Regions from separate parts of the Homo sapiens genome. Here region 2 is linked to region 1. The links are chromatin loops, found by intact Hi-C in ENCODE. Cell type or tissue: K562. All regions are shown on one strand.

Region 1 (8,000 bases):
TGGACTGGCCTGGAAGGGCAATGGCAGGAGACTCACCAGGTTGTCCAGCATCCTCATGAGGGCCTCAAACTCATGCTCCCCCAGCCGACTCTTCTGCATAGGCCCAAAGGTGCTCCCGGCCCACTGCACGGAGCCCACCTCATGGGGCCGGTGCTTCTCCTGCTCCAGGAGGATGAGGTTCTCCACTCCCCCGGCACTGGACAGAGCCGACACCTGTAGCAAAGAGCAGAGAGCCCTCAGCCCATGTGCACATGGGTACCCTGCACTTATCTATGCTCCTGTATGTGATGAGAGAATGGGGAGTCCAGAGGAGAACTTAGAGGCCAAACTGAGAAAGAGCCACCCATACTTGATGGGCATGCCCCCATTTCCAAGAAAAGAGCTATTAGTTTATTTTCTGATGCCAGTTCTTAGAGATTATAAAGAAGGAAACAGCAAGCATTAAACCTTAAGAATCAAAACAGAGGACTGAAAGTTACCTGGGATACAGACTAACCTAGAATTGTGATTGTATCTGGGGAGGGAGGGAAGATGAGACAGGAAAGGACTTCAAAGCGGACTTCAGTTCTTGTTTGTAATATTTTGTTCTTCAAGATTTGAAGCCAGAGGTTATGAATATGTTTGATCTGATTGGTAGGTATGGGTGTCTATTATGTTAGTCTCTGCACTTTTCTGTATGTTTGAAATATCTCCTATTTTTTTTTATTTTTATTTTGAGACAGTGTCTCTGTTGCCCAGGCTGGAGGGCAGTGGCACAATCTCGGATCACTGCAGCCTTAACCTCCCAGGCTTCAGCTATCCTCCCACCTCAGCCTCCTGAGTAGCTGGGACTACAGATGTGCACTACCACATTCAGCAAATTTTTGTATTTTTTGTAGAGATGGGAGTCCTGCCATGTTGGCCAGGCTGGTCTCGAACCCCTGGGCTCAAGCAATCTACCTGCCTTGGCCTCCCAATGTGCTGGGATTACAGGCATGAACCACCATTGCTGACCTCTCCTATATTTTTTTAAAAGTCACTTGAAAGAAATAGGCTGGCTCCCAAGCCAATGAAATTTATTTGTAACCTCATGGGATGAATTCACAGGTCCAAAGGAAAAATACATTCTCCACAATGGGGTTAGTCAGTCAAGGAAGCCCAGAGAAAGGAGACAGATAAAATGCTTGTAGTGTACAGCCAAGCACTGTGCAGGGGTGAGAGTTCCCACACATGGACTTAGAGTGTCTGTCTCATTGTCAAGGCTCCATGGGGAGGGCAATGCAGGTGGTTGTAGGCAATGGACTCTGAGTATTAGGACAAGAGGTGTGTGTATATAGCAGGCAATTTTGGAATGATCCTAAAAAACACTCATTAATCTAACAAATCCCCTTTTTTTTAAATTCTGTGCTTATCTAATGGTACATTCTATTTACCCTCATGTATCTACCACTCAGATATAATTGGTTAGGGTTTGGCTTCCTGGATGACAAATCTAGCTACATAAAGAGACAATGGCTTATGAATAGTCCAGGTGGTGAGCCAGGTGTTCTGCACTGCACATTATTATATTAGCATTCCAATAAGATATGATATCCCATGTTAGCCTGCTTGTTATGGGAAACTGCTTTAATTATGCAAACTTTCAGTATTTTTGTGACAGTTATTTTTTACTGGAAATGAAAAAATCCAATTTAACCTGCTGACAAATGCAGGTCTATGAACCCAAGAGGATCAGGGACAGACCTTAGAGTATGTTAAATTCATCATTTAACAAATGCCCCTGTGATACTTCTCTGAGGTCAGCCAGGCAGCCCTCCCAGGTGACCCCCGTCACCCTATGAAGAGAAGGAAGCAAGAATATTATCTACGCCCTTCTCGTCCAAGCCATGTGTCTAGCAGAAGATAAACAGACTTCTCCCACTGCCCCTCACAGTCCTGGTGAGGCAGCGCTTCTCCAGGTAGTGTTTAAGGGCACAGACCTGGGCACCAGGCTGCCCAGGTTTGAATCCTGGCTCTGCCACTTACCAACTGTGTGACTTTTAGTAGCTATTTACCATCTGTGTACCTCAGTTTCCTCTAAAATGAAAATAGCAGAACCTACCTTGTGAGAAGTCTTTAAGGTAATAGATCTAAAGCACTTAGTGTATCACCTGGTACATATGGGGTGAAGTATAATGTTCTAATGAATGAATTTTGAGAAGCGCTATTCCCTGGGGACCCATACTTAATGGAGAAGAAGAGAGGGAGAGACTGCCCACAACCTTGCAAGAGCTGCCTCCTCCCACCTCCCTCTTCCTCCCCCAGTTTCCATGGTGATGGGTAGCAGATGGAGAAGAACTGCTTGAGCTTCTTCCCATCTGCCTGTCGGCAGAGCAGGGAGCTGCCTCTCTCAGCAGGGGATGACCCAGTTTCCTGGAACCCCAAATTGATGGGGATCAGAGAGAACACCATCCCCAGGAGAAATAAATAGGCTCTCAGCCTTGAACTACTAACATGACCACAGCCACGTTCGCTTGTTTGCCAAGGTCACCAAGGAAGAAAACTTGGCCCACAATGGAAACAGAGCTTCAGTGCTGGCCGCTTCACCCAAAAATGACCTGGCTAGGGCTGCGCTCCCAGCGGCACCTGCAGTCACTGTTACCTAGGCTCTTTCATGCCCTGATCCACCCACACCTCCTCTAGGCTTTCCTGCTTTTTTCTTCCACATCTTCCAGCTCTATTCCCGTCTCTAGAAGCCTCTCTGCTCTACCAGCTGGGGGAAAAAAAGGTCACTGGAGCTTGCCCGGGGTTATCTGTCTGCATTGCCTGAGGTCCTGTAACAAGGTCTCAGCAAACCAATCCTGAAACGAAAGTGATAGCAGCTGAGGGAAGGGGGCTGTCAGGTACAGAAGCCCACAGCTCTGCCCTTGAAACTGCCCAGAAACTGTTTCTGGGGTTCTGGATCCTGGGAGAGGCATACTTCACCATGTGGGGTGGTGCGACACATGGGCATCCCTCTCCCTTCATTTTTAGGGCTGAGCTGTCTTTGCAGAGATGATGTTTTTACAGGAGATATTTTCTTATTGAAGAATCTTCTCCAGAAGGAAGATAGGGAGCTCTTAAGAGTTCAGATGTGGGAAAGGGAGAGTAGCTTCCCGGTATCCCAGAGGCTCCACCAGATTCTTCCACCAGTCAGTGGTCAGAGCTTAGGGCCAGAATCTTTGGTTGGGCAGCAGCCGGAGGCGCTACATCACATCAGAAAGGCACCAGCTGGGTCTGTGTCCACCTGCCCCTGTTCTGACCACTGCCTCTAATACTTCATCATTATCTTCACAGCTATCCTCACCACATATCCTTTTAAAACGATTGAAAAGGTCCCACTGCAGAGCCTCCACCAGCGACACTTCCAGGCAGATCTCAATCTCCCCAGAGTGCCTCCAAGAGAAAGACCTCTTCCTCTGGGTGCTGCTCTGCCTAGGCCAGCCAGGAGAGGGCGGACGGGACACCAAGGGGCTGGGCAAAGAGCTGACTCATCCAGGAGCAACGGGCCTCCATATGTCAGTTGAGTCCTAAAAATAGCATCAGCAACACCCCTCTTTGTGTCCTCACAGTGACCCGCTGGGCCCCACGTCTACAGTTGAGGAGACAGAGGCTCAAGCAGGGCAAGTCCTCTACCCAAGGGCACACAGCCCAGAGTGGGGAGGATGGAGCCTGGTCAGCCTGGTCTGGTTAATAAGGTCTTTTCAGGGTTGTGCAAGGCCCCCTACCTGCCCCTGACCAACTTGCCACATTGAAAAGTGTGTGCTTGGCTTATCCAACACCACCTTGTTGTCTATACAACTACAGGTTTGTCTGTTTTCCTACTGCTTCTCCAACTCCTCTAGGGGGTTCCCTGATCACTGACACTACTGTCTTCTCCATCCCTTCCCGGTTAGGGATTTCATGATGGCTTCCTGGATATCACTTGGGGTTGCTCTGGCTGTTAAGGCTGCCACGTCAACACTCTGATTGGTCTGCTTTCCGCTTCTTTTTCTGGACGTGACCATGTCCCTGGCCTTTGCAAACCAACCCCCTCCCCTCAAAACAAACAAACAAACAAACAAACAAACAAACAAACAAACACCTACCTGTGTGTCTGTTGGGCATAGGTGCAACAGGTATACCCCACGTAACATATGAGCATGGTAAAAAATTTCTTTGCCTTATTACAATTTCTCCCACTGTCCAGTTGATGAGCCCAGGCAGCTCCCCAGACTGGGCACTGACCCCTAAGAAGTGGGTATTTATTGCTTGTTAGACAATGTTGATGCATTTTTCAAAGCCACAGAACTAATCCTAAGTGTGAAACTTTAGAAGGATAAGATGGTGCCAAGGCAGAGAAATAGGGCAAGGCTTTTAGATGGCTGGGATCAAAAGACTCCCTGAATCACAGCCAACAGGGTCACCACGTTTGCCCACAGGCCCCTGTCAGAGCCCACTCCTGGGCCCACTTTCCAGGAGAATTTGCTCACCTGTATCTCACATGCAGCCTGCAGGTGGAAGATCTTGTAAAATGCCTCCTCTACCGTGTCACCCAGAGCAACCACTCCATGGTTTCTTAGCACCAGGATCTGTAGAGAAATAAATAGTCAATTAAAACCTTAAGTCCTCTAAACTTTAGTTAAGAGGGAGAGGTTTTCCATTTTATTTAGATCAACTTCCACAACCAATCCCAGGGCCCCTTCTCCCAACTCCTTATGTTCTCTAATCAAATACCCCAAAGCTACCCCACATGGGATTTTAACTCAAAGCATCTACCCTAAGAAATTGAAAAGACATTTTAAAACTGGGACTAAATAGCTTGATCAATTTCTTTAGGCAACGCCTGGGTTTTTATGCATTTTAAAAATTGAAATTGAAAAGGCATTTTAAAACTGAGACTAAATAGCTTGGTCAATTTCTTTAGGCAATGCCTGGGTTTTTAGGCCTTGGAAAGCTTAGAAGCTTGAAAAACTGCTGTGTATATTAAAGTGAATGAAGTTGTTTGCTATCCAATACAGAGTTCCCACCTCAATAGCAATCTCTTGCTCCTGTGACTTAGTTGACGTGGGAGTCAAAACCCAGGGGGCGGCTCTCTGAGAGGTGGCCCTACAGAAACAGGTGAGTCACGTCACCTCTTTGGGTCTTAGGTTTCTGCACCATAAACTCAACAAGGCCCTGTCAGCTCTGAGATCTCACAGCTCTAGAAAGAGGCCACAGTGACCTTCTCATCTAACTCATCGGTTTTATAGAAAAGAAAATAAAAGCCTGAAAAGACTAAAAGTCTCAGCCGTGGTGGGTCACGCCTGTAATCCCAGCACTTTGGGAGGCTAAGGTGGGCAGATCACTTGAGGTCAGGAGTTCGAGACCAGCCTGGCCAACATGGTGAAACCCCGTCTCTACTAAAAATACAAAAATTAAAAAATTAGCTGGGTGTGATGGGGCCTGCCTGTAGTCCCAGCTACTCGGGAGGGTGAGGTGGGAGGATCACTTGAACCTGGGGGCTGCAGTGAGCTGAGATCGCACCATTGTACCCCAGTCGGTGACAGAGCAAGACTCCGTCTCAAAAAAAAACCAAAAACGGAAAGTCTCTCAGCTAATTAGGGGAAGCATCTGAACTAGAAGCCAGGGGTTCTCACTATTAGTGCAATGTTTTAGACTCAGTCAGGGAAAGCTGAGTAAAAGTGGGGGAACCCAAACTGAATTTGTACCAAGAGCACAACTCCCCAAAGTTCAACTGCATCTTCCCTCTGAAACTTTTCTTCGTTGGTTTTACTCTCAAGAACTCTCTGGAACCAGATGACACCAGCCTGGGAGCTGGGACACAGATCCATGTGTCAGATCTGTCTCCAGGCAGAGCCTGGGCTGAAGCCTGATGGCTCTAAACATCACATCCTCTCCTGTTGAAAACAGCTGGTATTTTTTCCTCTCAAGTGCCAGAGAAACAGAAAGAGACGATGGCTGTGGCCCACAAAAAGTACTACAAACAATGAATACCCCATCTCTCAAATTCTTGTAGCACTTCGTAGATGTGAATATTTCATCCCTCTCCCCACACTCTAAATAATGTTCTGGAGGATGTCAGGAGAGAGAGGTGGGATACCTCACTGTGTTAGAGATGAGAAGACAGGGACTCATGGGAAATGATTCAGGCAGTGCATTCCTTGCCAGGACAGCGGCAAAGCATCCATCAACCAAGACTAGCCTCCGTGGCTGTGCCATACTGAGCTAACCATCCCCAAATATGTGCTGTTATAAAACAGGGCTCAAGAGTTCAGTCAAGCAACAACAAGATTCCATTTTTCTCTTGCAAGCTAGTGGAAAAATAAAGGCGACAACACTCAAGTTTGGGGAGACTGCAGGGAAGTGGCACTCTCATATCCTAGACATGGGGTGGAAGAGTGAACAAACCGTGTGGGGCAATTTGGCGGCATGAAGTGAGAGTTCTAGCCCGTGCAGCCCTAGGAACTTATCCTAAGAAACTCATCTCAAGTTCACACAAAGATTTAGCTGACAGGATTTTCATCAATGTGTTGTTTTTATTAAGAAAAAACTCAGGAAGAAAAAAAAAATTTTTTTTTTTTGAGACAGGGTCTAACTCTGTTGCCCAGGCTGGAGTATAGCAATGTGATCACAGCTCACTGCAGCCTTCACCTTCTGGAGTCAATCGATCCTCCCACCTCAGCCTCCTGAGTAGCTGGGACCACAGGTGCATACCACCAAGCTTCACTAATTTTTGTATTTTTTGTAGAGACAGGGTTTGGCCATGTTGCCCAGGCTGGTCTTGAACTCCTGGGCTCAAGTGCTCCACCCACCTTGGCCTCCCAAAGTGTTGGGATTACGGGCATGAGCCCTGCACCCAGCTGAAAAATACCTTTTAATGTTCAACCACAGAAGAGTATTCAGGTAAATTATAGCACAACTATTCCCATAATGAAGTCTGTGAATAGTTGTGCTATAATTTAATTAAATTTAATAATTAAAAATGGTGATAGAGAAAATATTTAATAACATACAAAGGTAATTACTATATATTGCTGAGGGAAAACAACTTATTTTATGATCCTAGTTTTGCAAATATAAATTTCAATATATTTGGGGTACACAGCAAAATCTCAGGGTAGTGGGATAGAGATCTTTCTTTTTTTTCCCCCCTCTCTCCCTCCCTTATTGTCCAATGAACATATGTCACTTTTGTGATGTTGGCTTTTGACAATGCCACTCTAGATTATTGTCCCAGAAGAGCTAAGCTAACCTTGCAGGTGGGTCCAAGGCACTTCTGCAGGTTGATCCGATCGGCTTCCTGCTCCATTTCCCCATTGAAGTCATAATAGGCCATGTCCCCCACCAGCAGGGCATTGTGGGAGACAGGCAGGAGGCCCCACTTCATGGCCGACACCTTAGAGAGACAATGGCATGGTTAGCACCTGCAGCCCTCCCTGCCCTTTCCTCAGAGCAGCACAGTCCAGCTCTACTCTGGGGGCCAGTGAGGGGTGAGGGGTGAGGAGTGAGGGGTGAGGTTGGGGAGCAGGCACAAGAAAGGCCTGGGCTCCTCTACCACCTGGCTTGGGCGTTGTGTCACGCTGCTTGCTCTAGTGTCTTTCCATCACTGTTTTCACAGCAGCCATGTCAACATATCACCTTTTAGAACTGCTAGAAAGAATGCACTCCAGAGACCTATTGCTGCCCCTCCCACTCCCCCCACCTCACACACAGCTTTGCTCTTGTCATACAACTCTGGGAAGAGGCAGGCTGTGGTGGAGTTTGTACGAGGCTAGGGTAAGCAGAGTCCAGATCTCTTGGGGTAGGCTGGAGACCCTCAGCTTTGGTTTCAGTGCAGACTAGGTCACAATTTTTAACAAACAGAGAGGCCCATTGAAAAGTCCCATTTTAAAATGAATGAAATTATTTGCTGCCCAGTATAAAGGTCCCACTTCAAAAGCAATCTCTTGCCCCTGGAACTAGGACAATACAAGTGCTGGGGACCAGGGTTGAAACACATTCCCCCACCACTTATTAAAAGT
Region 2 (8,000 bases), 64 kb after region 1:
GTGTGCTCTCCCATCATGCCACATGCTCTCGCATCATGCCATGTGTTCTCCCATCATGCCACAGGCTCTATCATGCCACATGCTCTCCCATCATGCTATATGCCTTCCTATCATGCTATGTGTTCACCCATTATGAGTCATGCTTTCCCATCATGCCACAGCATAGTCACTCAGGCAAGAGAAACCCATCCTGTCTTCTGCTACATTACCCTTTTCTTTATATCTTCTACACACATTTTGTGTTCAGCGACAGTATCTCTTTAGGGACTAGTGACTTGGGAGCCACTTATAATCTCAGATTGACCTTTCTGAAATATTACTCAGTGGAAATTTGAAAACAAATTGTTTCCTTTGCACTCAATGGGATTAAAATTTGAAATTCAATTGTTTTTTGTATAGTAGGTCAACAATCGAAATGGTACAAAGGCATTTGCTCTTTTCAGCTTCCACCTTTGGATATGAGGCTTTATGTGACCTGCACTTCCTTGAAAATTTATAATGGCATAAATTTTTAATGGTTTTTAAAAATCTTGACATATTATTGCTGATAGGAAAAACAAGTGTTTTTTTAATCTTTGCACCCAGAACCAAAAAAAGAGCTTGTGGTCACAGCAGGGCATGGAGATGGCACAACCTCCATATAGTTTTTCTCCTGGGACACCATGCCCTCACTTGTGAAGAAAATTTCTGTTCTTAAGTTTGAAGACATGATTGCCTTATCATGTGGGTCCTGCCCTCCTCCTCACTCCAAGTATTTAGAGGTAAAATTAGAAATGTCACATATTCAAACACTGATAAAAAAAAAAAAAAAGGAATCCTTTTTTGGAATCTATTCTGTGTCTCTGTGTAGCTATCATTGACATTATTATTCATCAAAGTAAGCTGAGTTATGCTGCAGTAACTAGACTCCTTCCCTCTGGTCTTGTGTGGCCTCTCTGACCACTTAAGGTAAAACAAGGAGAACTAAAAGACAAAGATCTTTATGGCTTCTCCTGCCACAATAGGCTCCTCATAGCAGGTCCATTTTATCCAGATCCAAAGCAGAGCACTTCCTACCTGGGAATGGAGACTTGCTCTTTGGCTCCCCTGGTGATTAGAACGTGTGACCACAGAAGTGATCACTGAAAACCCCTGCCACTGACAAGGTCCTCTGAGCCACTCTTTGAGAAAGTGAAAGCTTCTGTCTTTTCACCACTTAAAATGCTGGCCAGAAGAAAGCATTGCTTCTACAATGCATTTCAAGTATATTACTTTAAATGTGGCAGCTATATGTCCAAAGGATTTTGGAGGTTTGTAGAGAGGTAAGTCCCAAATGCCATTATTGCACATTAAAGAAAATGAAATTAGCTTAGGAGTGCAACACAGTTCAAGCCATTAAATAATTTTAAAGGCACTTAGTGCAGCATTGAGCTATATAAGTATGGGCACACTTAAACTGCTTGAGCTGTACTGAACTAACTCAGTACAGATCCTGTTTGGCAGGATCAAACTTGGAGGCTGTATTAGTCCGTTCTCATGTTGCTATGAAGGAATACCTGAGACTGGGTAATTTATAGAGATAAGAGGTTTAACTGACTCATAGTTTTGCATGGCTGGTGAGGCCTCAGGAAACTTACAATCATGGCAGAAGACACCTCTTCACAAGGCGGCAGGAGAAAGAATGAGAGCCAGCAGGGGAAATGCCAGATGCTTATAAAACCATTAGATCTCATGAGAACTCACTCACTATCAGGAGAACAGCATGGGGGAAACCACCTCCATGATTCAATTACCTCCCACAGGGTCCCTCCCATGACACACGGGGAATAGGGGATTATAATTCAAGATGAGATTTGGGTGGGGACACAAAGCCAAACCATATCAGAGGCTAATGCTAAAAACCTAGAATTGCATAGGAAGCACTCTCTTGTGAAGGACAGTTAGGACAAATGTTTAACAAGGGCAACTTCCTGGTCACTAATGCCAGGGGAAGTTATATGTGTGGCAGTCACTGCTAGCTAGGCAATATTCACCTCCCCTTCTTCCTCCCTATCAGGGAACAATATGGCCAGCTAAAAAAAAAACCGCATTTCCCAGCCTTCCCCAAAGCTAGAAGCAACCATTTGATACAGTCTTGGTCAATAACGTGTTAGCACAAATCTTCTGGGAATTTCTGAGAAAGTCTAATTTCCTGATGGAAATACTATCCTTTTCCCTCACCTCTTCCTCCTCCTTCTCCCTGTCTAGAAGGTAGTTAAAGGCTGGAAATGGAGTAGCTGCAAACTTTCAGGATAAAAAATACCACCTGCTAAGCATGGCAGAGCAGGCAGACAGGAGCCTGGCACATTGGTACCATAAGGAGTCGCTGCACCAGCCCCGGGTTGCCAACCTCTGGACTTTCTGGGGAATGGAAATAAGTCCCTATTTGGCTAAGCCACTACGGCTAGGTTTCTGCTTCATGCAGCTGGAGGCAATTCTTAACCAATATAGAGTGTCACACAGACAAAAGACTTTCCTGTCCAATCAGTTTGGGGATCAGTAGGGTATACACAGGTCCTTGTTACAGGACCTTTCTGAGCCTTTCATATCGTAGGTGCCTGATGATGCTCTTGAGAGGGGGGCAGAGTACAGTGTCTCCCAAATTCTATTGGCCATGGACACTTATTTCATGTTACATCTCTTGGGAATAATGTCCCACCAAATATACCTTAGGAAACAATGCTCCAAGTGTGCACGTGCTCATGCTCGCTCTTTCTTTTTCTTTCTCTCAACCAGGGAAACATCATGCCTTTCCAGGAGGTACAAACATAAATTCTTAGCAAATGTTGAAACATAAAAGTCTCTCAAAATTCATGTCCCCAAAGTGTCTCCCAACAATTCATATCCACCTGAAACCTGTGAATTTGTCCTTATTTAGAAACAGGATCTCTGCAGATGCAATCAAGTGAAGATGAAGTCATAGTGGATTAGGGTAGGTCCTAAATCCAATGGTCAGCATCCTTATAAGGAATGGGAAGATTTAGTCATCAAAGTCATAGAGAAGACACACACACACAGAGGAAAGACCATGTGATGACAGAGGTAGAGACTGGATTGATGTAGCTGCAAGCCAAGGAATGCCAAGAATTACTGCCACCCTCCAAAGGTAGGAAGAAACAGGGAAGGAGTACCCTAGAGCCTTCAGAGGGAGCACGGCCTTGTCAGCAGTTTGATTTCAGACCTCTAGCCTTCAGAATTGAGAGAGAATACATTTCAGTTATGTCAAGCCATCTCCATTTAAGGAGATCTCCATTTAAGCCATCTCCATGTAAAGGCAGCCCTGGGAAATTAATATACTCTGTAGCATTATAACCATGTCTAAATTACTATAATTTTTTCCTGTGTCCAGGAATGAGAATTAAGGGCCAACACTGAGACCTGGCCATGTAGAGAAACTGCCTCCCCACACCCTAGCTCCTCTACCATATTTTACATTCTTATAAAAAATTGATATGCTTCCTGTCACGTTTCCTTGAAATCAAATAGCATCTTGAAAACTCTGACTTTAAAAATGGGAGACGCTGACATTTGAATATAAATGCCCTAAAGAAAAACTTTTCAGGAGCCTTGAATTTGCCATTAATTAATCTGCCTCACCTTGGATCAGTGCCTTATCTTTTCTCAGCTTCATGTGTCTGATTTCTATAATGAAGAGGTTGGACTGGAAGATCTGTTTGATCCCTTCCACTTTGACACTCTGGAATTCCAGAGGGAATGTTTCAGTATATAACAGTTGACGCTTGTTACTCAGAAACCTAAAGATGGGCAGGGCTGGTTGGGATGAGGTCGGAGCAGCAGGCCCTTACTAATGCTTAGGGTACCTTGTTAGCTTTTCTGAGTCCACTTATATAGAAAAATCTTACTTCCTAGGATGTCTCTTTGAACTAAACTAGAAAAAGGAATACAGTGTTACGTTTGGTGTTATGTTTGCCTTAGCATATTAAAAGTCCTAAGAGAGAGATTCTTTTGGAGGGTTGTGATAGAAACTACTAGGACAAAAATGAATGTATCTCCCTTTCCCATTCTTAAAAGAAACTTACACTCCTAAAACTAGGTTAATTATTCACATTACAAAAGATGTCTTTACTTTATTAAAAAGCTTACTAAAGATTTCCTTTACAATAAACGGCATAAGAAAGTAGTTGCTTAACTGCTCTTCTCCAATCGAAACAACTCGATTCTTTTAGACTTTGGTCATATGAGCTTGTTTCCATCTACTTGACTATTTAGGTTGTTTTATCCAGAGCACCAATCATTTATCATCATACACTGTAACTGTGATAACCAGCACAGAGAACAATATTCTCAAAATCAATCAAGATAAAGGAAACTTAAGAAAAGGAACACATCTTGGAGCTTGAAGTCATTCTCTCAAGATATCTCCCCAGTTCCAGAAAATGCAAGGATATGATGGGAAATACAAGAGTCGCCGCTTTTCACAAGGGCACACAAGACACAATGTTTCAGCAAAGCACATCAAGACATTGTAATTATCAAACATAAACATTTTTAGTGCCTTAAATGCATATAGCCTTTGTCAAAAATGGTTTCAAGCCAAAGACACTACAAATTCTGTAACACACACGCGCTTTGGACATTTGCCAATGGACATTTGCAATGTCATTGGTGCCTAACAAGGACACAGAAACCCTAATTCTCTAAGCATATCAATGGCATTATTGAGTATTATATTCATAACAAGGGAGAAAAATAAACCAAGAGAATAAATTGGGTTTTTTTAGGTCATTAACTGCAGGTCTATGTAGGGTTACCTAGTTATAAGTTATAAAGTTTATTCATGTATTCCATCTGCAAATAATTATTTATTGCCTTTTATGTGTCCACTTTTCTTATCCAAGAAATGAGAATAATAATACCACCTACCTCACAGGGTTATTGTGATGATTAGACTTTAAATACTTATAAATATAAATATATGTCATTAACACAGCCTGACATGCAGGAAGTACTGAATAAATATCAGCTACTACTATTATAATGGAGCCAAGTAGAAAGATTTGGGATATGTTTTGGAGGACTGAGCCAGCAGAATTTGCTGATAGACTGGATGAAAAAGTGAAGGAAAGAGAAACCAAGGACAACTCCAAAATCTTTGGCTTGTGCAACTGGGATGATGACACAAGGAAAATGCAGAGAGAAATGGGTTTGAGTAAAGAAATCAAGAGCTCTAAGAGGGTCATTTAGGGTTGGTCTGAGACGCCTGTAAGACATGCATGTAGAAATGTCAGGGAAGCAGTTGGATATACAGGTTTTCAGCCTCACTACCCAAAGTAAGATCCGGAGACCAGCAACATCAGCATCGCTGGGAGCTTATTGGAAATGCAAACTCTCAGGCCCCACTCCAGACAAATGAGACTGGAATCTACATTTTAACAGGATCCCCAGGTGATCAGTGTGTACAGTAAAGTTCCAGAAGCAATGAAGTAGAGTTCTGGGGAGATAGGAACTTTGGATTCATCAGCACAAAAATGAAGTCTAAAGCCAAGGCCCAAAAGAGTTCACCAGAAAGAGTGTATAAGGAAGACAAAGTGGTGCAGGGCAAAGCTCTCTCACACTTAGAGGTCTGGTGGAGGAAAAGGAACTGCACAGAAGAAAAGGAGGAACAGCAAGTGAGGTAAGGGAAAACCAGAAAAGGGCAGTATTCCAGGCCAGATAATCCAAATGTTTCAAGAAGTGGTCAACAGTGTTGAGTGCTGCTGACAGGTCAAGTAAGATAAGAACAGAGAAGAGGCCATTAGATTTGGCAATATGGAGGTCATCTTCAATGATCTTGACAAGAATAGCCTCAGTGCCATAAAAGAGGACAAGTATAAACAGTGGGGAACAGGAAGAGATACAGAGCAAAGGCAACTCTTTCAAGGAGAACATAAAGGGAGAAATGGGAGGAGGGGGGAAGGAAGAAAGAGGTTGATGATGCAGAAAAGAGAAAAGCCAATTGCCATGGTGGTGTTTTTGAGATGGTGAGAGGGAAAAGGTCCCAGAGCCCAGAAGAAAAGATGGCCTCTGATAGAAGCAGGGGCCACTCAACCCAGAGCAGCATGTCAGGGATGTGTGTCAGGGGTTGGGGGGTGGGAAGACAGGAGAGCTCCGGGATCACTGTTTCTGTTTCTCAATGAAGCTGGAGGCACCCAGAAAGGTGGGTGGGGTGGAGAGGAAAGGAAATTTGGAGAAAAGAGGAGTGAATTCGTCATTCTGGAAAGTGATAAAGTAAATGCCTTAGAACTGCCAGGTAGCACAGGATGCTTTTTTGAGATTTTCAGCCATGCATCTGAAAAAGCCTACGCTCTCCCATAACATGCTTCATTCCTCCAAAATGTCCTCATGTTCTAATGCATAGAGGCATAAATCACAAGAAAGTGCATCTTCTCCATCAATTCTCATTATTCCTGTAAGCATTTTATTACATTAAAGGTCACCGTCAGCAGAACAAGGCTAGACAAGGGCGTCATCACAGAGCCACAGCAAGATGATGATACAAAAAGACAGAAGCCTTCTATCCCCTCCATGAGATTTATGGCTGAGGGGTGAGGCAGGAATTAATGACATGAAAACACAAGATGCCTCAAGGGAGGGAGTTCCTACAATTCACAAGAACTGCTAGGAGATCCCTCCTGAGACAAGTGCTTTGGTAAACAACACCAAGTACTGTTAATTGCCTTTAACTGAGTTTTGAACAAGCCCAAAGTCAATAATGCCTCCTTGGTTACCTTCCTTCCTGCTTGGAAACCAATCGAATTGAACAATCACATAATTCTTCGCAGCACTTCCAAATTCAGCTACATAAAGCCCACTTCTGTGATCCACAAACGAAGAAGCTAAAATGTGGCTCTCCCACAGGACACTATTGCCCCACAGCACTCTCTTCCACATCCCAGGTACTCAGGGCCTGGGTGCACATCTCCTCCAGCCCTATAGTCACCTCTATCTATTTCCACTCCTTCAAAACCCCATCACCTTGGAAGCACAGTCTTCCAACTTGACTTCCTGTCACTCCTCCTTGTTACTCTCCTCTACTGCCCAGCCACTCCTCTCATTCTCCGAGGACTCCAGCTCCTGGCTAACCATCTTCCCCTCCACCACTCTCCTTACTCATTCCTGCCGACGTTGACATCTACATGGTGATCCACCCGACACCCACCATCACATCTTCGTGGCCTCCAATGCCACTTATCTCTCCTTCCACCCCAGCCTCAGTCACCCTCTCCCGTGGTCATACCCTAGATCTTGCTGCTACCAAGATCACCACTTTCAATGTGTGGATGTCAACATCCTACTCTGACCATCCCCTTCCAGCCCAGCTCTGGCACCCCACCTCCTAGCAATTCTCCAACATCTCTGATACCTGCTAATCACCTTTTAATTATCTATCTCCAACTCTACTTTTCCCATCTCTTCTCATGTAGCTTAAATTATCCAACTGGATAACCATTCCCTTGCAAAACACCTCTAACTCCTCTGCCCTCTCACCCACCACTGTTTCTACCTCACAGAGTCCCACCCTTAGTTAAACCCTATGTGACCTTGCCCCTGCCTGCATCTGGGCCATTGACCCTTGCACAAAACTCTGTGGACTGGACTCACTTCAAATTACCCTCTACACCTTTCAGATGATTTCTTAACATTGCCAAGCAACCTGCCCTTCTCTCGAAGTACAGACTCTTCAACAGGATCATTTCCCACCTTCTCATCTCAAATCTCCCTGACTCCCTCTTCGCTCCACTCTCGGCCAATGATGTGGCCTCAAATAGCATAATGAAAATGCCTGCAATCAGCCAGCACTAGCTTATCCTCTGATCCGTCTCACGAACCCACCTGCAACAGCTCACTGCTGCCTCCCAAAAGAGCCTTCCCTGACCACTCTGGCTAAAGCAGCCTCCTCCCTCAGGTTAAAATGAGTTTATCTTCTGCATAATGGGTATCAATGCTTGAACCTGTTTGTTTTTATGCTTAGTGTCTGTCTC

The links. A loop is a pair of places that touch in the nucleus more often than their neighbours do. Peaks named below come from ENCODE experiments on the same cell type or tissue, not always from the same donor. Only the 100,000 strongest peaks of a DNase experiment are listed, where the experiment ranks them.
Region 2: a loop joins it to region 1, with 2.3 times the contacts of the local background. A loop is called at or near these places in 4 of 110 quality-filtered maps.

Annotation. Positions count from the first base shown.
Region 1 is chr2:70,683,555-70,691,554 of GRCh38, forward strand. ADD2 (adducin 2) reads right to left here. Exons shown (of 16, transcript NM_001617.4): 8 at 7,232-7,375; 9 at 4,470-4,568; 10 at 37-213. Among named protein-coding and RNA genes, the nearest start is that of ADD2, 81 kb to the right of the region's middle. In K562, a CTCF peak has its summit at 3,441 (motif pointing right); DNase peaks (open chromatin) are centred at 1,827, 2,297 and 3,477.
Region 2 is chr2:70,747,495-70,755,494 of GRCh38, forward strand. The region is part of intron 1 of ADD2 (adducin 2); the gene reads right to left. Among named protein-coding and RNA genes, the nearest start is that of ADD2, 17 kb to the right of the region's middle. In K562, a CTCF peak has its summit at 1,064; DNase peaks (open chromatin) are centred at 1,091 and 4,647.